Linked DNA regions of Homo sapiens: region 1 is linked to region 2. A link is a loop called in an ENCODE intact Hi-C map of the cell type or tissue named here. Cell type or tissue: PC-9. All regions are shown on one strand. Links, peaks and the distances in the headings refer to the core of each region. The heading gives the core; the rest is flanking DNA.

Evidence for each region. Hi-C counts contacts between places; a loop is a spot of excess contacts. Peaks named below come from ENCODE experiments on the same cell type or tissue, not always from the same donor. Only the 100,000 strongest peaks of a DNase experiment are listed, where the experiment ranks them.
Region 1: a loop joins it to region 2, with 10 times the contacts of the local background. A loop is called at or near these places in 4 of 110 quality-filtered maps.

Annotation. Positions count from the first base shown.
Region 1 is chr6:106,906,598-106,918,543 of GRCh38, reverse strand. No RefSeq gene overlaps it. Among named protein-coding and RNA genes, the nearest start is that of CD24, 62 kb to the left of the region's middle. RefSeq lists an enhancer at 4,710-4,779. In PC-9, for the core only: no CTCF peak of the experiment used is centred there; DNase peaks (open chromatin) are centred at 4,693 and 5,313; H3K4me3 peaks cover 420 bases; H3K27ac peaks cover 3,249 bases.
Region 2 is chr6:106,792,669-106,804,614 of GRCh38, reverse strand. No RefSeq gene overlaps it. Among named protein-coding and RNA genes, the nearest start is that of LINC02532, 11 kb to the right of the region's middle. RefSeq lists enhancers at 1-340, 5,287-5,581. In PC-9, for the core only: no CTCF peak of the experiment used is centred there; DNase peaks (open chromatin) are centred at 5,324 and 6,154; H3K4me3 peaks cover 1,359 bases; H3K27ac peaks cover 3,534 bases.

The DNA of each region.
Region 1 (11,946 bases), core at 1,237-9,236, 110 kb before region 2:
TAGGAAAAACCTCAGGAGGCACTTCCAGGTTGGAAGAACGATGCCATGGACTGGAGTCAGCTGTGATGGAGTCTGGAATGGTAGGAAAGGACATTCTGGGGAAAAACAAAAACAAAAACATAAAACATGTGAAAATGTACAACATGCAGCAGCCAAGTGTAATGCAATAGAGTTTCCTTGGAAACACACACACCGACTCCTCTGAGCAAGCATGTTCCCAAGGCCACCTGTTTCCTTTTGACACTGGCAGCTGCTTCTCTCCGCAATGGCTTAAACAGAAAACCAACAGGAATTATTTTGGCAGGAAAATGGGATTATCTTAGGTGCTTAATGAGAGAAAAGATCTGAGCTTATTTGTAATAAGAAATAAATATTAATGGGTTGGGGCACATTTGGGAATTTTCATCATAGTAATAAATGTCAAAGAGAAATGTTTTTCCTTTATCATTAGACCTCAGACTAATTTACCCAAATACAAAGTTGTCTTTGCCCAATGAGAAAGAGAAAAATAAAACTAAATGAAGTGAATAATTAAACAGGGAGAAGAAAAACAAAATGAGACTGTATTTTACATATGGCTCATGAGGTTCTCTTTGGGCTGAAGAGGATTAACTGTTATGAGGATTTTATGCTGTGGGGAGTTGATGGAATGGATTTATGACAGATGAGGGAGATGGGGATGAATGTGCAGCTCATTCAGACACCTCCAGTTTCTCGTTCAACATTTTGCTAAAGATTAGGGGTAAGAGATCAAAGCAGAACCAAGTCCCACAGCTCTGTATGGAGAATTACAAAGCCTGGAACAAAATATGCTTACACTTAGTCCTGTTTGGAGTTGATTTGATTTGTATACATTTGAGTCCTTGTATTAGAGTTTTCCAACTCTAGTTTTCCATATGTATATATAGAATATATGCATATATAGAATATATGGTATATTCTATATTCTGTCTATATAATGTATATTCATATATAATATATAATATATTCATATATCACATATAATATATTCATATATAACACATTATATGCATATATTATATAGTCATATATAATATATTATCTATTATATACATATATTATATATAATATACCTATAATATATATTCCATATATACATATCACATATTATATATATTCTATTTATACATATCATATATATGTATTGTATAAAAAGATATTTATTATAAAGAATTAAGGAACTGGCTCAGGTGATTATGGAGGCTAAGAAATCCCGAAGATCTGTGGTCACAAGGTGGAGGCCCAGCAGAAACAATGGTATAGTTCTAGCCTGGGTCCGAAGGCCTGAGAACTAAGAGAGCAGATGTTGTAAGTTCCAGTCTGAGTGCAAGTCTGAAGGCAAAAGAGGATCAATGTCCCAGCTTAAAGATCATCAGGTAGAGAGAATGAACTCTCCCTTACTGTGCCTTTTGTTCTATTTAGGCTTTCAACAGGTTGGATGAGGCCCACCCATGTTGATAAGGGCAATTCGTTTTATTCATTTTACTAATTCAAATGTGGATGCCATCCAGAAACACCCTCACAGACACCCAGAATAATGTTTAACCAAACATCTGGGAATCCAGTGGCCAGAAAGATGATATATAAAAGTAACCATCACAGTCATATTATGCAAATGTTGAATTTAGTATCATTTTAAGAACTTAGTACATGCCCTAATGATCACACAGGACCTTCATTTCCCACCCACACTCCCAAATACTCCTTTATGAAATTAGTATCAAAGAGTGAGGCAGGAGGAAAAGAACTGGACATTTACCTCCTGCCTCAGGACAATTGTTCTCCCTGCCCTTTTCTTTTGTGTTACCATTTGTTTTTCACTCCGAGAGAGAGTGTGGAAAAGGAAAGAGAAGGAGGCAAGTATGAGGAAGAACTGTCAGATTCTATTTTACAAGTAGAAGAAAAATGAAAGGGACTCAGAGAAGACTGAGTGTTCTCCCCACTGGCTCAGATAATGCCATCCGCTGAGTACACACTGAGTACTTTTGTGTCACCAAGAACACAAATTTTTTTTTTTTTGAGATGGAGTCTCACTCTGTCGCCCAGGCTGGAGTACAGTGGTGCAATCTTGGCTCACTGCAAGCTCCGCCTCCTGGGTTCACGCCATTCTCCTGCCTCAGCCTCCCAAGTAGCTGGGACTAAGGCGCCCGCCATCACGCTCAGTTAATTTTTTTTTTTTTTTTGTATTTTTAGTAGAGACAGGGTTTCACCGTGTTAGCCAGGATGGTCTCGATCTCCTGACCTCGTGATCCACCCGCCTCAGCCTCCCAAAGTGCTGAGATTATAGGCATGAGCCACCACGCCCAGCCAGAACACAGACTTTATCCTCTGTTTTCTTCCAGTTGTTTTATAGTTGTAGCTTTTACATTTTGGTCTATGATCTATTTTAGTTATTTTTTTTTATATGGTTTGAGGTGAAAGTCCAGGTTTCTTTTTTCCCAAAGAATCATCCAATTATTCTAATACCACTTATTGACAAGATTATTCTTTCTCCATTGAATTAAACTGGCATCTTTGTTGAAAGTCAGTTAACCACATGCATTATCTGTGGTTCTATTTCTTTCTCTTTATTTGAGACAGGGTCTCACTCTCTTGCCCAGGCTGGACTCAAACTCCTGAGCTCAAGTGATCTTCCTGCCTTGACCTTCCAAAATGCTGGGATTACAGGCATGAGCCACTGTTCCTGGCCTATAATAAATCTTGAAATCAGGTCGTGTATAAGTCCTCTGACTATTCTTTTTCAAAATTGTTTGCCTATTCTATGTCGTTTGTATTTCCATATAAGTTTTAAAATTAGCTTGTCAAGTTCTACAAAAAATTTTCTGGAATTTTATTTGGGATTATTTTGAATCTATAGATCCATTTGGGAGGAATTGATATCTTCACAATATTGAGTCTTCCAATCCATGAACAAGGAATGTCTCTCCATATGTTTAGATCATTCTTAATTTCTCAAGGAAATGTTTTGAAGTTTTCAGTTTATATGTCTTGCATATACATTTTGTTAAATGTATCCATAAGTATTTCACATTTTTGAGGTTATTTTACTCTATTGTTTCTTAACTCATTTTCAAATTGTTCATTACTGTTCTATAGAAATACAGTTAATTTTTATGAATTAACCTTTTGTCTTTCATATTTGTTTTATTTACTAATAGGCACAGATTTTAAAAAATCAATCTCAAGACGTTCTACATTGATAATCATGTTATCTGTGATAAAGGCAGTGTTATTTTTTTTCTTTTCAATCTGGGTGCCTTTTATTTCTTTTTTCTTGCCTTATTTCACAGGCTAGGAACTCTGGTACAATGTTGAATAGAAGTGGTTAGAACGGACATTCTTGCTGACCTTCAGGAGAAAACATTTAGTCTTTCACCATTAACTATGATATTAATATTAATGATAAGTTTTTCTCAGATGTTCTTTGTCAAGTTGAGGAAGTTTATTTCTAGTCCTAGTTTGCTGAGAGATTTCATCATGAATGGGTGTTGAATTTTGTAAATGCTTTTTCAGCATCTATTTTTTCTTTTTATATATATATATATATATATAAATACATAAATACATATATATATATATATAAATACATAAATACATATATATTTTAAGAGACAGGGTCTCTCTATGTTGCCAGGGTGGCCTTGGACTCCTGGGTTCAACGATCCTCCTGCCTTGGCCTCTGAGAGTGCTGGAATTACAGGCGTGAGCCACCGCACCTGGACGTCAGCATCTATTAAGATGACCAGATGGGCCAAGCACAGTGGCTCACACCTGTAATCCCAGCACTTTGGGAGGCCGAGGCAGTCAGACTACCTGAGGTCAGGAGTTTGAGACCAGCCATGGTCAACGTGGTGAAACCACATCCCTACTAAAAATACAAAAAATTAGCCCGATGTGGTGGCAGGTGCTTGTAATCCCAGCTACTCAGGAGGCTGAGGCAGGAGAATCGCTTGAGTCCGGGAGGTGGAGGTTGCAGTGAGCCAAGATCGCACCATTGCATTCCAGCCTGGGCAACAAGAGTGAAGCTCCGTCTCAACAAAATAAAATAAAATAAAAAAGGCCGGGCGCTGTGACTCATGACTGTAATCCTAGCACTTTGGGAGGCTGAGGTGGACGGATCACAAGATCAGGAGATCGAGACCATCCTGGCCAACATGGTGAAACCCCATCTCTACTAAAAATACAAAAAATTAGCTGGGTGTGGTGGCGCATGCCTGTAGTCCCAGCTACTCAGGAGGCTGAGGCAGGAGAATCGCTTGAACCCAGGAGGTGGAGGTTGCAGTGAGTTGAGATCGTGCTACTGCACTCCAGCCTGGTGACAGGGCGAGACTCAAAAAAAAAAAAAAGATGACCAGATGGTCCCTCCTGTCATGAGCTTTCATTCTGTTGGTAAAGACAGACATCAAACAAATGAGAACAAAGAATGTGATGTGTGAAAGATAGAGAAGGCCCAGGGTGCTGAGAACCTAACAGGGGCCTAGTCCAGCCCAGGGCCAGAGAGGTCTTTTTCAGGAAGTGAAGTTTAAATTGAGACTGCAAGAGAAGTAGGAAACAGCTAGGTGAAAGGAGGTACAAAGCAAACAGGAGCTGAGGTCACAGGACCTGTGTTCCAAATCTGGCTCTGCCGCTTTCTAGTTAGGTGAGGAGGGGAGAGTTCCCACAGAAACTCTGAGTTACATCTTGAGTCATCCTCTTAGCATGTAAGAGACAACTTTGTGAACTTTCCTCTTGATGATAATGTGGAGGTGTCACTTTTTTTTTTCAACCACTCTGTGAGGTCCTATAAGTATCTTTTACTTTACCTCAGCAATTGTTTGTTTGTCTTCTAGTGAACAATGAGATTCGGGTAACGTATCTGATTTCTGTTCTGTCTCAGGCGCCTGGAAGTTCAGAGACAAATCTGAGCCTCTGTTTAGTGACAGAGTACGGCCTTATGCAAACACGTGTTCTAATTTTCTCCTGGTCATAACCTTTTAAAACATTTTGCATTTTTTTGACTTTATATTTTATTGAATATATTTCTTATATCCTATAGACTACTTAAATATTTTATGGAATAAAGTAGATTATAAACAAAAAATAGGTTATATAGAAATATACAAAACTGTAGAAGGGCATAAAAATAAAAACTTCAGAGAAACCACTCCCTTATTACTAAGTTTCTGGGTCACCTAACAGGCCCAGCTGCTTCTCCTTCCTTCTATGACAACTATGTGTCCTGTCCAAAGCTTCCTGACTCACCCTGTTCCTCAGGTTTTCCTTCTTCTTTCAGGCTGCCCCAGCCCATGATTAACTGTTGTTCCCAAAGCAAACACACAGATCCTTTTTGCTTTAGGCATTTTGAAAAGGTTGTGTTACTGGAAAGTATACTAGGAAGATAATAGAAGAAGCAAACATGAGGAAATTAAAAAGATTCCAGAAAGTTCCCAAGGCCTTACTTGTTCCTGGTCCCTGACTTATGCTTTCTCACTTTCTTTCAATATGGCACTTAGACGAGCCTTTTGAATTTCTGTTCAGCCTTTTCCTCCCACAGTATAACACTTAAAACTCTCTTCCTCATGGTGTGCACTTAGCCCCTTTAAAGGTTCATCTTCCACTCCAGAGGCCCATGAGGACAATCAAGGCCAGACAGTGGCTGCCTCCCATCTTCATAGTAACTTGCTTTTATGAAGACCTCAGGACTTGAGCAGCCCAAGAGGATTAAACCCCAGTGGGCATTTCCTTGCATTCTGTATCTCTTAATGTAATCTCTGTGACTCCCCAAGGTCAAGGCTCTACATCTTAGGTGCAAAATGATTGTGGTTTTGTTGTGATGGCCGCTGGAAGCTCTGCAGTCATCAAGGCAGCAGTGCTAGAACCTGGTAAGAGTGCCGAGGTGAGAGAGCGGGTGGGCAGGGAGGGTGATGCTGGCATTGCTGGGGCAGGCGAGCTGGGGCCTTCGTGCATGTTAGTATGGAGGGCTTCTTCTACCAAGTTTTCAGAGCCATGGGTGGAATGGTGTAGTTCCTGGGCTTCTGCCCTCACCTCCTGGAACTTGCTGAACCCCTCTTCCCTGGCCTGGGTCTCCCTCCCCAAACCAAACAGTGCATGGATATGGCTTCTTCTACTCAAAATCATCTTCAAAATTGCCTTGTGACCAGTCACTCCAGCCAAAGAAAGCAGATGGAGTCTTTCACTAGCAATTCTTTATAGGATCTTATGTTTACTCCATCTTTGGAACACTCAGTCTTTCCTGCCAGGTGCTAAATCCTCTTTATGTTGTGCAACACCCTAAATAAACAGTATATATGCCAATGGGAGTGAATTTCCAGAGGAATTCTGATTTTGTTATTCTTTCTTCATGCCATGTTTTGTTTTTAAAAGACATCAAATTTCCTTTCTTTGCTGACAAATTCCTATCTCTTACCTTTCATTTAACAATGGAACCAAAATGGGAAGCTTTGCCTCAGAAAGCCCTATGGGTAAAATTCTCAATACTGAGAAAAATAAAACCTAAGCCCCACCCCCACCCCCCCCCAAGTAACTGAATGAATCCCATCTTGGCCAAGGGGACTGCAAAGAAACCTTGAAACCTGAGTTCCTGGCCATGATGGGATGGGAGGTCTGACAGGTCAGACATGCCTCATTATACCCCCTCCCTTGATAACTGCCATTAGTCTTTCTTCCCTAAAGATTAAACAGAAACCAACCCTTTTGAAAGACTCCACTGTGGATATCAAACAACTCCCTGACACTGCCCCTCCCTTTTTGTGGTTTTGACACACTGATAAGCCTGCCTTCCTGATAAGAGACCACTGCCTGTGGAGTGGTCCTGGCCAGTCTACAGATGATGTGCACTGAATACCTTCATGTCCTCTGCTTCGCCTTTTGACATTAGAAGGCCCAAAACTCCATCCTTGGATCCATGAAGAGCATAAAGTTCAATTACACAGGGTTGTGTTTCTCCTTTTGTAACTATTCATGACTCGTCTTAAAGTTTATTCAATATGTATATTCGGTCACGCTGCTCAGCATAAATTCCTGTTCCCTTTACTCCTCCCTTGAAGTGCTGTTTCTGGCTTCTGACCAGAAGCTACACTTCCCAGCCTGTTAGAACGGCTACCTTGCAAACTGCAACCCTTTATGAGAAATAAAGTTCTCCTTTCCAAATTTATCAACCTCATGATTCTTCAGTTGACAGTGTGTTAAAATACCTACCAAGCAGTGCTGCACCAAATAGCTGTTGAATATTGAATCACTAAGAAGCAGCACGGATACCTTGGGCAAGCAGCAGCATCTGGCCTTGTTTACTTCCCTGAGCTGCAACTAGAGGGACGGGGCCTCCTAGGGGAGTGCAGTTCCTGGAGAGGCTTCTGTGAGTGCCCCATGTCATATTTGTGTTCTGGAGAAATTTGGCTAGAGTCAACACTCAGGAGGAAGTTTTAAGAACAAAGGGAAATGTGACAAAAGATCCATGGGTAGGTTTTCTTAGGAATCCAAAGAGGCCATTAAATAAAAGGCTGCTTCCTTTATTTTAGGCTACTGGTATATTTTTACACATAGAAAATGACAAAACAGAGTTGCAAAATATTCATTTAACCATAAACTTTCATACTTACAAACACAGTGTTTTGTGTTTAATTTCCTTTGACAATAATGTTGTGTGTATAATTCCATTTGACAGTAGTATTAAAAGCAGAACTACACGGATGGTGGGGTCAGGTTAAATCTGTACCCCCACTTTCCCACTTCTCCTCTCTCCACCCCCACCTCCTGTGGCTATCATCACCACGATAGGCTCTGGAGGGAGGGAATGAGGTTCGGTGAGGTTTGGTTGCCAGGAAACCACACTACGTATATGATCAGTCTCTGAGTTCTCTCCGTCTTTCTCACCCTATCTATGAAATTCTTCACAGAAATTTAGTTTTTTGAATAAGTAACATATTCACATAGTTCAAACATCAAAAAGTACAAAAGGCCATAAAACAAAAAGATTCTCTGCCACCTATCCATCATCATTTAGTTCCTATCCCCAACAAGTAACTACTGTTCTTTCTTTTTTCTTTTTTGTTAACAACTATTTTAGATCCAGTTCTATATTCTTTCTTTCTTGTTTGTCCTTTTAGATTTTTTTATGAATAAGTAATTCATAAAGACATATTTAATTCTCCCTCACTTTTTCTACATATGTGGCTGTCTGCCTTACCCACGTGGATGTTATGTGTTTTGGTATTTGTATGCATGATTTCTTGTACTGATTCTTTAAGACTCTGTTTATTCTTTTATTGCAGCTAAAGATTCTTTCATTGTAAGTATTTACTACAGTTGATCAAATCAGTTCCCTTTTGATAGACATTTAAGGTTTTCCCAATCTGGCTATTCTGGACACTGTCTCATAAATAACCCTATGCAATGTGTTATTTCCCATGTGTGAGCATATCTAGAATACATATTCCTAGGATCAAAGGACATATATATTTGTACCTTGGATAGTGCTAAATTGCTCCTCACAGAAATTGAACCAATTTATACTCCCACCAACAATGTATGAGATTGAGTTTTTGCAGATAAGTGAAAAATGCTATTTCCTTGTAATTTTAATTTTCATTTTCTTATAATGGGCTTTTAAAAATTTTTAAAGAGCTAGTCATTGTTTCTCTTTAATAAACCCCTTTTTAAATGTCTGTACATTTTTCTATTGGGTTGTTAATATTTCTTATTGATTTGATTTTTGCCAATCTGTCATTTATCTTCTTACTTTGTTCATAATTTTTTGGGGGGGGAGAATGCATGTTTTAGAATTTTTAAATTTTTATTTTTATTTATTTATTTATTTTTTATTTTTGGAGACAGAGTCTCACTCTGTCGCCTAAGCTGGAGTGCAGTGGCGCTATCTTGGCTCACTGCAACCTCTGCCTCCCAGGTTCAAGCAATTCTCTTGCCTTAGCCTCCCGAGTAGCTGGGATTACAGGTGCACGCCGCCACGCCTGACTAATTTTTATATTTTTAGTAGAAAGGGGATTTCACCATGTTGGGCAGGCTGGTCTTGAATTCCTGACCTCAAGTGATCCGCCTGTCTTGGCCTCCCAAAGTGCTGGGATTACAGGCATGAGCCACTATGCCTGGCCTAGAATTTCTAATTTTTTTATATAGTTAAATTTGTTAATCTTTTCTTTTAAGATTTTAGGGTTTTGTGCTGTAGTTAGAAAGATTTTTGGATTTTGTAGTTAGAAAGACCTAATCTTTTTTTTTTTTTTGAGACAGGGTCTTGCCCTGTCACCTAGGCTGGAGTGCAGTGTTGTGATCATGGCTCACTGCAGCCTTGACCTCCTGAGTTCAAGTGGTCCTCCTGCCTAAGTCTCAAGAGTTCCTGGGACCGTAGGTGTTAATTAAAAATAATTTTTTTTTTGTAGAGATGGGGTCTCGCCATATTGCCCAGGCTGGTCTTGATCTCTTGGCTTCAAGTGATCCTCCTGCCTCGGCCTCCCAAAGGACTGGGATTACAGGCGTGAGCCATTGTGCCCATCCTATCCTAACATTTTAATATACTAATTTTTTAATAATGTTTTTATTTAGATGGTATTTATCCTGCGTAAATTTATCTTGTGTAAATTCCATCTAAATGAATGGAATGAAATGGAACAGATGCCTATCCAGTTGTCCTGGTAGCTGGTAGCTGGCTAGTCTCTTTTTTTTCTAAAGCATGACCTAGTGGAGGACACTCCCTTATTAATTGTGGCAGTCTCATTTCTGAGTAACATGGGGCCTGACAAGGGAAAGCCCCAAGGCACTCCTCCTATTTGCCTAATCACAGAGAAGAGCTCCTCCCATACATTCACACCTTCCTGCCTCAGAGAGTCTCCTGTCCAGGGATGCGCTCCAGTGTTGGCCACTCACCCCCACCACGCTCTGGCTCTGGCTCTACACAGGGAGTGCAGCAGCTCAGAACCACCACACTCAGGGGTGGAATTAGGCTTTGGGCTTGAATAAATAATTAGAAATTGGCTGCTGAGAGACGTCCCTGATGATTGCTTGCTCTGGAATTTTTCTGGGTGGCACACAGAGTTTTATTACCCAATTAAAATACAGCAGATTAAGTAGTGCAAAAGGAAGCTGGAGTGGGCAATAAATCTGCTGTGGAATGGGCTGTGGAAGGCCCACCCCTAAAGGCATGAATTTATGGTTCAGGGAGAATTGAGAAAAAGAGTAATCTGGTTTTGCCAAAAGGAATCACTCGTCAAGCATATTCTTCAAGGGAGACTTGGGGAGGAGGGATGGGGTAGGGGGTGGGGGATGTTGGAGGCATTGATAAGTTTTTCCAAGTTTTGAGTGAAAGTCCTGGTTGAAAGGGAAATGGAGGATGAGTGAAGGCAGCCATAGGTAATGCGAAGAAGCTCTCCTGGTGAATGACAGCCTTTTGTAACATGCTGAACACTGAAATCAGTATTTGGGGCTTTGGCAGTGCCCACCATGGCCCATTGCTACATAACCTGAAAGATCAGGTCAAAGTGAGTTTTGAAATAGCTATGAAGTAAGCTGAGGCGGGATTAGAGTATTAACTACACAGTGGAATGTACTTTTCTTGATCTATCAGTTTCCTAGGGCTGTCATAACAAAGTGCTGTGACTGGGTGGCTTCCATAACAGAAATGTGTTGTCTCAGTGTTCTGGAGGTAGAAGCCTGAGATCAAGGTGTTGGCAGGGCTTGTTCCTTCTGTGGGCTGTGAGGGAAGGATCTGTTCCAGGCCTCTGTCCTTAGTGTGTGCATGGCCACCTTCTCCCTGTGTCTCCTCACGTCATCTTTCCTCTATGTATGCCAGAGTCTAAATATCATCTTTTTATAAGGAAATTGGTCATATTGGATTTGGGCCTGCTCTGATGACCTTGTTTTAACTTCTTACCTTTGTAAGGATACCATCTCTAAATCAGGTCACATTCTGAGGAACACAGGGTTAGAAGTTCAACACATAAATGTTTTTGGTGTGTGGGGCGGGGGTGGCCATAATTCAATTCACAACATTTGATTATCTTGAAAAATAGCAATTTTCTTCTACAAATATATAATATATATGTATTATATATGCACACTCATACTTTTTTTTATGGAGACAGGGTCTTGCTCTGTCACCAAGGCTGGAGTGCAGTGGCACGATCACAGCCCACTGCAGCCTCTGCCTCCCGGGTTCAAGCAATCCTCCCACCTCAGCCTCCTGAGTAGCTGGGACCACAGGCGTGCACCACCATACCTGGCTAATTTTATTTATTTATTTATTGTAGAGATGGGGTCTCCTTATGTGTTGCTCAGGCTGGTCTCAAACTCCTGGGCTCAAGTGATCCTCCCACCTCAACCTCCCAAAGTGCTTGGATTACAGATGTGAGCCAACACACCTGGCTTATACTTTCATACATAAAACACACACACACACACACACACACACACACACACACACACACACAGCACACAAAACACAAGCAAGCAGAATTAACTGCGCTGTTTGTAGGGCCACTCAGTGAAATGTATCCTGTGTTCTATCGTCGTTCCCTTCAGGTATTTTAAGTTCAAAGCTGAGAAAAGCTCAATTTTCTTATGTGTGCAGCGCCCCCCTCACAGACCACCCAGCCACAGAGCTTATTGATCCCTCTTTCTCACAGTTCTCACCGTGCTCATTTTCAGGGCTGGGTTTCGGCTCCTGGTGAGGCCCTGTAACTGCAGCATTAGGTACATTTGTTCCTGATTCACGGTGAAAGGGGTAAACATTGCTTGTTCTTACCTTGAGAGTGCAGAGGTAAACATTTCTCCCCAGAAAAGATGAAGAGACCCCTGAGGTTCCCCCTGGCTTTCCTTTCCACCTTGCCTACTGCTGCCAGACACTGTGTTGGAGTCCAGTTGCTTCGGCACTCAGACCTCCTGAAAGGAATTTATAAAACGTGTCCACACTTGAGTTTA
Region 2 (11,946 bases), core at 2,172-10,171:
TCAAGCAATAATACTCCCATCTCCATTAATTATCTTAAAAGCTAATCAGAAGATACCAGGAAATGCAGCATTCTCTGCGTGCCTAACCTTTGCTGAACTCTTAAATGCTTTTGTTTGAGAGAAAGTTGTATTAACTCAAATCTATTCAGTCTTCCAGTTTCTACCTTCTCTGTTTCACCAGAGAGTATAATTATTCTCCAGCCTGGGAGGGAGCACTTGAAAAAAGCTGGGAGAGGGGGATGGGGAATAGGGAGACTGAGGGAGAGGGTTAGTTATTTAATAGTCTGAAAGTCAATGGAATGTTTGTTTTACCATCTCATTTTGAGATTTTTCTTGTTGACATGAAGAGTTAGATTTTTTGAGGATGAAACAACAAAATTATTTAGAAGCAAAGGAGAGCAAAGACTGAGCAGGCCACGATTTAGAATATTAGCAATGACTTTTGAAGTCAGAAGGGTAGTAAGATAAATGAAGGTAGTAAGATGACTGCCTTTGTAAATCTGGCTCACTTGCAATTCTGTCTTAAACTGTGAGAACATCAGTTATGCAGCAGAGTTGAAGGCACTGGAAGGGAGTAAGGCCTTGGGCCCATGGAAGCAATGGTATCAGGTTTAACTGTCTTCTGGGCTCTTGAGGCCAATAGACCTGGCACCTACCAGTCTGGGCTCTGCCACTTTCTAGTTGTATGACATTGAGCTATATCTCTCAAAGCTTTAGTCTCCTTGACATAATAATGGTGCTATTAGTCAAGCCAGGCTAAGCCATGCTGCTATATTTCCACTCAATAATGAATAATTAATTGTAAATTCATTCAGCATTTTAGAGTTTACTATCTGAATTTCAGGAAATAATCCAAACCAGGATTCAAGCACAGGTTTGTCTACTCAAAATCCCTTTGTTGTTGTATTACATCTCACTGATCTTACAGAGGAAGTCATAGGTACCATAAACAGCTGCTGCTCAACCAGACTGAAGGCAAAGTAATTATCTTGGATAGTTCTGGTGCAGCCTTTTTGGAAAAATAAACAAAAGAAAATTTACTTATGTGACATATCCTACCAAGCACAATTTCTGGAAAGTGCTCATTACCCTTTGCTAATTGGAAAAAAAAAATCATTTTTTTTTTTTACATTGCTTAGACTTATTTTGCATAATCTAGACTCATATGGGCCTTGGGCTTGTAAAGATAAAGGCTGAGAATGTATAAGAGCACCTAAGTGGGAGGGGCACCTGGGTTCTTTCGGTCATGCAGCAGAAGCCTGGCCCTCTTCCTCTGCACCCTGCATTACTATCTAAACCCTCTCACTGTGGCCACAGGGGCCATTGCCTAGTGAGTAGAAGTGGGCACTGATCTGGCTATAGTATTGCTAAGCCAGATCTTAGCTACCCAACCCTTCTCAGCTCTTCTTTTTGCCTAACCTGCTCCAAGGCAGTGCTTTTTAGACTTTAATGTTTGTGCAGAGCTTCCAGGGATCTCGTTAAAGTGCAGATTCTGATTCAGCAGGTCTGGATTTGGGTCTGAGATTCTGAAATTGTATCAGGCTCCTGGGAGGTGCCAATGCAGCTGGTCCTCAGACCACATTTTGATTACAAAATAACATTTATCAGCTTTTCAATCCAGAGCAAATGGAGCATCTTGAAGTCTTACAGTTCTAAAAGAGACTTTAAAAAAATAATAATATAATGGCGCCAGGTGTGGTGGCTTATGTCTATAATCCCAGCACTTTGGGAGGCTAAGGTGGGTGGATCACTTGAGCCCAGGAGTTTGAGATGGGCTCGAGTGGGCAACATGATGAAACCCTGTCTCTACAAAAAATACCAAAAATTAGGAGGGTGTGGTGGTACACACTTGTCCCAGTTACTCGGGAGGCTGAGGTGAGAGGATTGCTTGAGCCTGGGAAGTCAAGGCTGCAGTGAGCCGTGATTGCACCACTGCACTCCAGCCTGGGCAATAGAGCAAGACCCTGTCTTAAAAAAAAAATAATAATACAATAATGAATTCTACCAGCCATGCACAAATAATTTACTTAAATAGTCTACTCTTTAAAGATACTCTTCTCCTCAGAGAGTGTCAGTGTACTGTGTCCTGTGCAGTCAGAGTCAGCTGCCATGCCAGGATTTTTTGCTGGACTCTTTTACCCTGTGTTTTATTTCCACATGTGCTTATATCAGTTTTTGCCTAGTGCTTCAAATGTAGGTCTCTTAGAGAGCAGTGCCTCTAATCTGATCTCCACGTTAACCCTCGGCTGCTGATGGATGGAAAATGAGCCTGGCGGAGCACTATGAGATGAAGGGCTGGTATTCTTCTGTCTGCCACTCACCGTGAGCTCTGGCCTTGGCAGCTGCCTGCAGTTGTAAAGTCTGGCTCATGAAACCATGGTTTCCTGACCAGGTCCCCTTTCCTTCACACTGGAAACAAGCTTCATCCAGCACCTGACGGGGCAGGATCTATTCACAGCTTCCTCTATCTGGTTGCTTCTGTGAGGCCATGGGCTTCAGCTGACAGCAGGCGCTCTGGAACTTTAGCCCCCCGGGTTTTCCATATTTTTGTTTCCTTCCCAGCAGAAGGCAGGAGGGCTGGATCAAGCAACCACTGTCCTACTCCTGTCAGTCAGACATTAACATCCCTTCACAGGCTAGTATGAGAAGTTCTTTTACCCACGTCCCCTTGTCCCCTCCACTTCCCCCCAGCTGTGAATAGCTGAAAGGCAGCCAGAAGTTAGAAGCCCCTCACAGAGAAATCTGCAAGATTGCTTTATGGACGTTACCCAGGTGTTACTTTCTTACTGAGTCTCAGAGCTGTAATCAAATGCCTTCTGATGATATTCATCGTGCAGATTCGGGAAGCTTTGTGGGTCTCACTGGTATCCCACAAAGGGATGGTAAAGGAAGGGTATGAAATGAATGTGCCATTTGGTCTTTATCCCCCTTGCTCGCATCTGGGTGCCATGGCAACCACCTCACTCTGGAGAGGGGTCTACCAGGGGCCTTCCTATACGTCAGCCACAGCCTTGAAGGGCTGCTTCAGGGACAAGACAATTTTAAAAGAGTTTCCCATCAATCACCAAGACCTGTCATTTTCTTCTTCAAAATGCTTTTTGCATGCAGCTCCTCCCCCGCTTTGCCCGCTTGCTGGCATCTCGATCCAGCCCTCTCACCCGCACCCCCTCTTCCTGTGCCTTGAGGCCTGCGCTCCTTCTGCACATGCTTGTAAGAAAGAGCTCCCTAAAGCATTGCTCTCCTTGGGCCGTTCCTCCACTTGGAAATCTAAAATAGCTTCACATTGCCTTGGAGATCCAGCAAGAATACTCCTGCTTGTTTCCAGGCGCTCTGCAATCTGGTGTTCCCATTGTCATTCACTTCCCATCTCTTCAGTGGTGGCTTGGGTCAGCCTGCCTTCCCTGCTCTCCTCTCCTTGAGGCGGGAATTCCAGGCCCAGGGGTGTTTCCTCACCCCGGTTTTGTTCTTCAGATACTCTCAAAGCACCTTTTCCTTGTCCTTCCTAGTGCCCTGCACAGCTGTCATGAATGTATGGGTTTCATAGGATTTTGTTTATTGTCTGGCCTCCTCAACACACTGGAGCCCTCGGAGGGCAAGGACGCTGTATGAATCTGCTTAAGGCCACCATGACAAATTCCACAGACCAGGGGGCTTTAACAGTAGAAATTAATTTTCTTGCAGTTCTGGAGGTGGGTAGTCTCAGATCAAAGGCTCAAGAAGCACGTTTGGCTTCTCCTGAGGTCTCTCTCTTTGGCTTGCAGGTGGCCTTTTCTCTGGTGTCTCTTTGTGTCTCCAAATCTCCTCTTATGATCACACCAGTTAGATTGGGTTAGGGCCGACACTAAAGGCCTCATTTTAATTTCACTGCCTCTTTAAAGGCCTTATCTCCAAATGCAGTCACATTCTGAGGTACTGGGTGATTTGGGCTTCAACATATGAATTTTGAGGAGACATAATTCGGCCCATAAGAGGCTCAATCCTCTCTGGCTCATGTACCTGCAGCACAGGTACATGTCTGGACATGGAAGGTAGGACTCAGCACAGGTTTGTGCCCGGAATGATGCCTGTCTCTGAGGTGTCCTGCTCCTCACCCGCCAGTCCTTCCAGGCTCAGGTCCAGCCCTGCCCCACATGAAAGCCCTTCTTAAGCCCTGGGCGACTTTCTTCTCAGAATTTCTCCAGTTTGCACATATGCAGTCTCATCTTGCTAACTCTTTCAGGAGTTTTAGCTTTGACCCCTTAACTAGCATAGACCACTGGGCTGTTCCTCCCACAGATCAGCCAACAAAGGGGCTGCTCTCAAACAAACTCCCCTCCCCCACGTGAATGATGCTTTTTCCCTTTGGAAGGATCTGGATCCATCATTGATTAAAATCTTCACGAGGAGGTCTTTGAGGGAGGACGGCCAGTTCCAGGGAGTGGCCCCTCTCAAAATCACCTGGCCTTCCGGAGTGAGCTGGAATCGAAGCTGAGAGTTTGGGTACTTGAATCCACAAACTATTAGGTTGGTGCAAAAGTAAATGTGGTTTTTGCATTAAGAGCAATGGCAAAGATGGCAATTACTTCTGTACCAACTTAATATGTTTCTTTTGTCCTAGAAATAATCACAGACCAAGATGAGAAACACAATCTGCTCATCAGCCTTTCCCAAATAATGGATTGAAACATTTTACTAGCTCAAAGCATTTCAAATCTGTATGGAGATTTTGTTTGGTTTCTAACCATTATTCTCTTGCCAGGCTGGGGAGCAAGTCTTCTGAGATTTAAAGAGTTAAGACTGGTTATGTCTACACATCCCCGGATAACTTAATTATTGACCCAGCTTGTAAATCATTCATAGCTTTCCAGAGATATCTATATACTTCTGCTGGCAGCAAATGAAATCCTGGGCTATTTGTGGAATGGTGGTTGGGGTCAGGGAGAGTGTGAAAAATTAAGAATAACAACACTTCCTTTCCTTCCTGAACTTTAATTGCCCCTTTAAATAAAGCCAAGGCTTTCTTCCTTTGCCACCTTCTCAGAGCACCTCAGTTAACTGCCAAGAAGGCTCTGGTTTCACTTGCCATTCTCCATGTCATGCCACTCAAGGATACTAGGTGACTTTGGTTTCATTTAGGAGTGAAGTCGCTGGGATCAGCCGTCTTGCCTGGAGTCCCCCTGGGTTACAGCCAGGGCTTTAGGAATGCAACATCTTACATTTTAGGTAACTCTTCTAATCCTGTCCCTAAGGGGCTGGATAAGAAATGATGGCTTTCAGCTGGCCTGCCAGTGAGGCATCTAGGCGGGTTTGTGGTTAACCAAGGCCACACACCCAGTGAGCAACAAGATGGGGTTTAATGGTAGCTGTGTCTGGTGGGGGCCACACCTCTGTGGTGTCTGGTGTCAGCCAGGCCTGCGTACTTTCAAATCAGAGGAGAGGTCCGGTCAGGGTTCCCAGGCTGCAGGGTCAGGTCCAACGCCTGTGAAAACAGACACCCAAATAATCAAAGACCTGCATTCCTGTGTCTAAATAGCAGCTAATCCTCACTCCTTTGAAGGAGCAGAAACCACAGGTGACAGTGAAGCCGTCAGTAGAATCAGCCACCTGGTTTGTTTGTCCCCAAGTCCTATAGTTCTCGGAGCCCAAAGGAACCTTAATAGCGTCTCAGTCCATTTTACAGACAAGAAAAATACAGGGTCAGAACACTTTTATTGCAAATTAATACAACCTGGAAAAAGGCTATTTTATTCAAACCAGAAAAGAAATTAATGTCAAGAGACTTTTTTTTTTTTTTTTTGGAGTTTCGCTCTTGTCAGCCAGGCTGGAGTGCAGCGGCGCAATCTCGGCTCACCGCAACCTCTGTCTCCCGGGTTTAAGTGATTCTCCTGTCTCAGCTTCCCAAATAGCTGGGATTACAGGCGCCCGCCACCACACCTGGCTAATTTTTGTATTTTTAGTAGAGATGGGGTTTCACTATGTTGGCTGGTCTCAAACTCCTGAACTCAGGTGATCCACTCACTTCGGGCTCCCAAAGTGCTGGGATTACGGGCATGAGCCACGGTGTCCGGCCGCAAGAGACTTTTTAAGGTAAACAGTTGAATATTTTAAATGCCAAAAGCTGATGTCGTAATTTATTAAAGCCAGAGGCAAATCTTTCTCAACTTGTTCAGTCAACACAGTCCAGTTTCTAGTCAGTTTCAGCTGAGTGTGTCTGGAAGCACATTTTCCCTCTGGGGAAAACTACTGGCCTAGCTGGGCCGCTCCTTAGGGCTTTAGAGTTGTCTCTTTGTTTTCCTTGAATGTGTAGTGGCTCATTGGTGTGGGGTGGGGAGGAATTCAGACGAGGAGATCTGCAGGGGAATTTTCAATAAGCTTTGAGTGTTTTATAGGCATCCTTGCAGACCACACTATAAGATGTGGCTTTGTGACCACCCATCCCCTTACAGAGGCTTCTAAGAGGCTGAGATTTCAAAATCAAACTTCACAGGCAGGCGGACTCAAAGCCTCGCATCAACCAGCCACACACCACCTTTCTCAACAACCTCATTTTGCACCTTTGGAGAACATCTGTTAGAATCAAGCAAACCCTTTTCCCAAATTCTACTCTTGCTTGTTACCATTTCTGGCCAGTTGTTTTTACATGTTATTTTATTTAATATTCATAAAAATCCTACAAGGTAGGTTTTATCATCTCCAATTTTCATATGAGGAAACTCAAGCTCTGCACAGGTGAGCAGCTTTCTCAAGCTGCATAATTAGTAGCATCACCAGTGTTGTCTTCATTCCATGATGCCATTTAGCAAAGCACAGTACCCTATAATTTTTAAAAAGACTCTCTTGACCCTAGTGTAGAACTCTGTTTGGATAAACAGATGACCAGAGAATGTGGCTTGTATCAGGAGACTTCACACTGCAATTTTAGAGTCCTGTACCTGTAACCTGTGTGTGCGTATGTGTATACACATTACTATTGCCATTTCTTCTTCTCATCAGTTTCCCACCAGGATGAAGTCTTTGTCTGGCTTGAGGATGAAGTCTCTATCTGAAGGCTGCAGAGCTTTGTCTGTTTGCTGGGGAGAGCTGTGGGCCTTTGAAGTATACCTCTGTGCTGAATTGTTTTGGGGCAGGGGTAGGCTTGTGGGGTAAGGGGAGAATCTTGTTTACTCACACTCACAGTCCCAGAGACTGTGCATCTTGCCCTGGCTCAACCAGTTCACAGAGGCCTGGATGAGCTTTATGCAAGAGAGGTCTTTATGGAAACACAGACGAAAAAAGCTGCCTGAACACATGCCAGAAATGCCACTTCAGGCTGTTAGGTTCTTGCTCTTCTCTCTCTGTGCGCCTTTTTGGCTTTGAGTAATTTGAAGGGGCTCCAAACCCCAGTTCCTTACCAGGCCTCTTTCCCCCACCAGTTTCAATGCTTCTGCCAAACTGAAAAGGTGAGCCCAGCAACCCTCTTTCCTCAAGCAGTCCTGCTCCATCCCAGCTACATTCTAGGTCAGGACACTAAAAACCCACCCCAGAGTGGATGTACAAGAACAATATTTTACTCAACATTTTGGCTTTTTAAAATTAAACTTAGATGAAAACTGGCTTTACAGATGTTGGAACACTGGTGTGGCCCTAAGAGCTGGCTTAGTTGGGGTTTATGAGGCTTATATGAGATGATGTTTTCCCATGCCTGAGTTAGGGTGTAGTCTTTACATGAGGGAAAAAATTCTTCTATCTGACCGTGCTGCAAATGATCTAACACTAAGTCTATTGTTCACACTGTCAAAATTAAGAAATATAATTGTATTCATGTTGGGATTTATAATTTATTATTTTATTGTTATTTTTGTTTGTCACATTTATTAATTCAAGTTTTATGTTGCCTCATCTTAACTTTAAAATGTGCTGTTGCTGGGCACAGTGGCTCACGCCTGTAATCCCAGCACTTTGGGAGGCCAATGCGGGTGGATCATCTGAGGTCAGGAGTTCGAGACTAGCCTGGTCAACATGGTGAAACCCCGTCTCTACTAAAAATACAAAAAAAATTAGTGCGCCATGGTGCTGGGCGCCTGTAATCCTAGCTACTCTGGAGGCTGAGGCAGGAGAATCGCTTGAACCCTCCGCCGGGAGGTGGAGGTTGCAGTGAGCCAAGATTGCGCCATTGCACTCCAGCCCGGGCAACAAGAGTGAAACTCTGTCCCAAAAAGACAAACTAACAAAAAATAACAAAAAATGTCCTGTTTAATAACTCATACTTACTCTCTTACGATAAGGAAATCATACGTCAACCAACAAAAGATGGTTGAAAGGTGAGTTGTTGTTTTTTTTATTTTTGTTTTTTTAGGAATGTGTGGCCGTATATTCATTTGAGCCTCTGAATTGGGCTCCCTATCCCTGGTTTTGGTGTAAATTAAGTTCCCTTATCACTGTCTGGCAGAGAGGGAGCTAAATGGAATAAAGATGGGAATGTCTGCTGGCTTCCTCCCTTTCCCAGATAACCAAAAACTCACGCTATAATGGTCTGCCAAATTTCCTCCCTTCTTTCCTCTCCCAAAGAGGACGTGTTTTTATTCCCTTTTTAATCACGGGGAGAGAGGCAATATCAACGACTATAGTCAAAGGATAGACATAAGAGAGGAAGTAAAGAGAGGAAAATGCAAGTGCGGAGCTCAGCCTAGAGAAAGCCTTCGGGAAATTGTGATGAGGGACACCTCAGAACAAATGCAGCACATATGAGTGAAATGGGTGCAGAAGAAAGGGAAATTCATAAGTGTTGCTGTATGCTCTATGTTTGCCTTCTCTTTGTGGTTTCCCAGAATCTCAAAATAAATAATTTGAGTCTTTGAAATTCCTTCTTGTGTCAGGCTGTATTCCTTGACTACCATCTTGAGACTGAACTATTTGGATCCTGCCTTTATACAGGTTATACCCCAGAAATATTCCTGTGTCCCCGCTTTTCTGAGGCTTTCTACTTCGCCCCATTCAGAGGTACAATATTATATTTCATGGCATCAGGATTTGGCTATCCTGCAGTAGATCACAGTAATTTGGATGGGTCTACAATAAGTCTAGACACAGTTCACCTCAGGGGTCACTTAATTAACCTGATGAATCCAAGAGGAACTGTTTTATTACCATGAATGAGAAATTTTCCAATTGGAGTTTGTTTAAATAATGAGGACATGTGGAATATATTCTAATTGTATTGGCTAGCTAATATCTATTAGATGAGCTTCAAAATATTTCAGGTTTGGGGGCTCGGCATGGTGGCTCATGCCTGCAATCCCAGCACTTTGGGAGGCTGAGGCAGGTGGATCACCTGAGGTCAGGAGTTTGAGACCAGCCTGGCCAACATGGCAAAACCCTGTCTCTACCAAAAATACAAAAATTAGCCAGGCATGGTGGCACATGCCTGTAATCCCAGCTACTTGGGAGGCTGAGGCAGGAGAGTCGCTTGAACCTGGGAGGCGGAGGTTACAGTGAGCGGAGATCGTGCCACTGCACTCCAGCCCGGGCGACAGAGCAAGACTCCATCTCAAAAACAAACAAACAACCCCAAATATTTCAGGTTTGTTCCATCCTCCTGTCCAGAGAATCCTAAGAAGCCTACGCTTGTCTTGTAGAAATGTAGTTAGAATTGTCTTTTAGAGGGAACAGTGATTTTGCTGGTGGCCTTTCAAATTGAATTTTTTATTAGAAGAATCTCCAATGCCATAAGCTGTCAAAAAGATGTGGCAGCATGTTTATCTATAACAGACATATCTTCAGTCATTTTTTCTCTGTGTGTTTAACTCGAGAAGTTGTATTATTTATGACTTTCAAAAATGTATTCTTGGGCAATGTTCACAGCTCAGTCGCCAAGAACATTCGTGGAGTCCCAGAGAGGTGTTCTGCTTCCCTGAGCTGCCAAAGCCTCAGAGTTGGGACTTCTCTCCCAGCCTTGTGGAAATGGTATGCTCTTAATTTCGGGGCAACTTACTAACATTTCATGATCATCCAGTTTTTCCTTTCATCCTCTCATTCACTGTTCAGATGTTTGTCACCCCAGCAAGCGGTTTGTGAATGACAAGTCTTAAGTCATGGATAAACTGGAGGCTTATTTGTGGTGGTTATAGTTTCCCTACTTCTTTTTGGACAGGAGATAGAAATTTATCTGTATTTCCTAATGTTTTCTCTGCACTCTTTTAACGATATAACTGAATTTTGTCTGTGCAAGGCCTCATGCTCCAATTCTTTGGCTTTCTCCATTATCCCTAGCATTTCCCCCTCCTACTTTCCCAACTCATCTCCTGGGGTTATATATAGCTGGGGTTATATATAGCTAGGGTTATGTTACATTTTTACCAGTCCCTCCAAAGGTCACCTAATCCAGGAAGACTCCCCTGATGACCTTAGTTTGGGTTAAAGGGATTATGCTTTTTTCCAGACTTCTTCGATGCTTATTTTGTATTCTGTGTATAACTCACTTCCCCCACCAGGTTGCAGGCTCTAGAGAGTGGTGTCTGGATGTCACCTATTCTCTTTCTCACTGGGAAGCACCATCCAGGTAGTCAAACGCAGGCGGTGACTTTGGTAGGAGCTGGGGCTGCAAGGTCCAGCCAAGATCAAGGGAGGTGACAGGGCCTGAAGGATCAAGTGAAGCCAGAGTCCACAAGGAGGACAAAGGATCAAATGCCAGGGTGTATATGGGTAGATGTGAAATCCAGGGGGCCCAAAGGCAGGGATTTGAGTCAGGTCTTCAGAACTTAGAGTCTGGAGTTTGGGAAATAAAATAAAAGTGAAAGGAGATTGGGATCAAGGCTCTGGAGGGAGGAAGGAAAATGCCTCAGCAATTTTCTTGAACCATCCTCAGTGTGTTGGAGTCCAGTTGTGGGGTAATGCATAGGACAGAGAGGTAAACAATGCATAGTTGGTTGAATAAATAAATGCTTAGACATTTACAAAGATGCTTCCTATTTGAAGAATAGGCAGGATATTTGAGTGTAAGAATTGAAGGTCAAAGTCACCTAGGATTTGTTTTCCAGGGCAGAGAATATATATTTCTGTGCACCCCCAAAGGGTATTTTAATTTCTTACTCATCATTCACCCCTTCAATCAATATGCAGTTAAAACTTGATCTTCTGTTCAATCAACAAATACAAAATTCAGTTGGTTATAGTGCCTCTGAGAAGTAATCACTACATAATTCTGTATCATTCAGGGTTTGATCAAAGATGCAGAACCAGTGTAAGTGATATAGAATAATGGATGGCAGAGTCCTAGTTTTGCCATGAGGGAGCTGGGGGGAGGCGATCTATGCCCATCATTGCCCCTGTGGTGTCTACTGTTGACCTGAAGTCCTATGGGTCAGATAGAGAGACAGTTGGAATGGGAGCTGGGTGTGGATAAGAAGAAGGACAAACACGACACCACAAAGACGAAATGGAACCCACGAAGATAATTAGAAACCACGAAGACAGACCAACTGGAACCAGGTATCCCTCTCCCATCCACTCCAGCCTCAATTCTGCATGACCTGCTGGAGAAGCTGGAGCCCTTCGCCATGGAGCTGCACTATCACCTGGCCCAGGACTCAGAGAAACAGATGGAGGAGATCTGGCAGGAGCTGGAGGAGCTGTGGGTCTGGGCACACACACCACATCAGTGACAACGTTTGCCAGCTGCCACAGCACCTGCTGCCCTGCTGCTACATTCAGGGCATAGGAAATATGGCCACTGCTCCATGCCCACCTTCCAAGTCTGATGGAAAATATGTCTTGTCGCCAACCATAACCTAGAACTACACAGGGAAGGGAATTCTTGAAAACACAGGTTTTGTTAAGCTCAGTTGTCATGGTACAAAGCCACCACAGTCTATTCCTTGTAAACTTGGCATTCACACGCACTTCTTTTAACCATGTTTAACTTCCCAATAAAGACAATAGCAACATTATGCTTTTGCCTAACATGATGCAACTCTCCTTGCACTGCCTAAA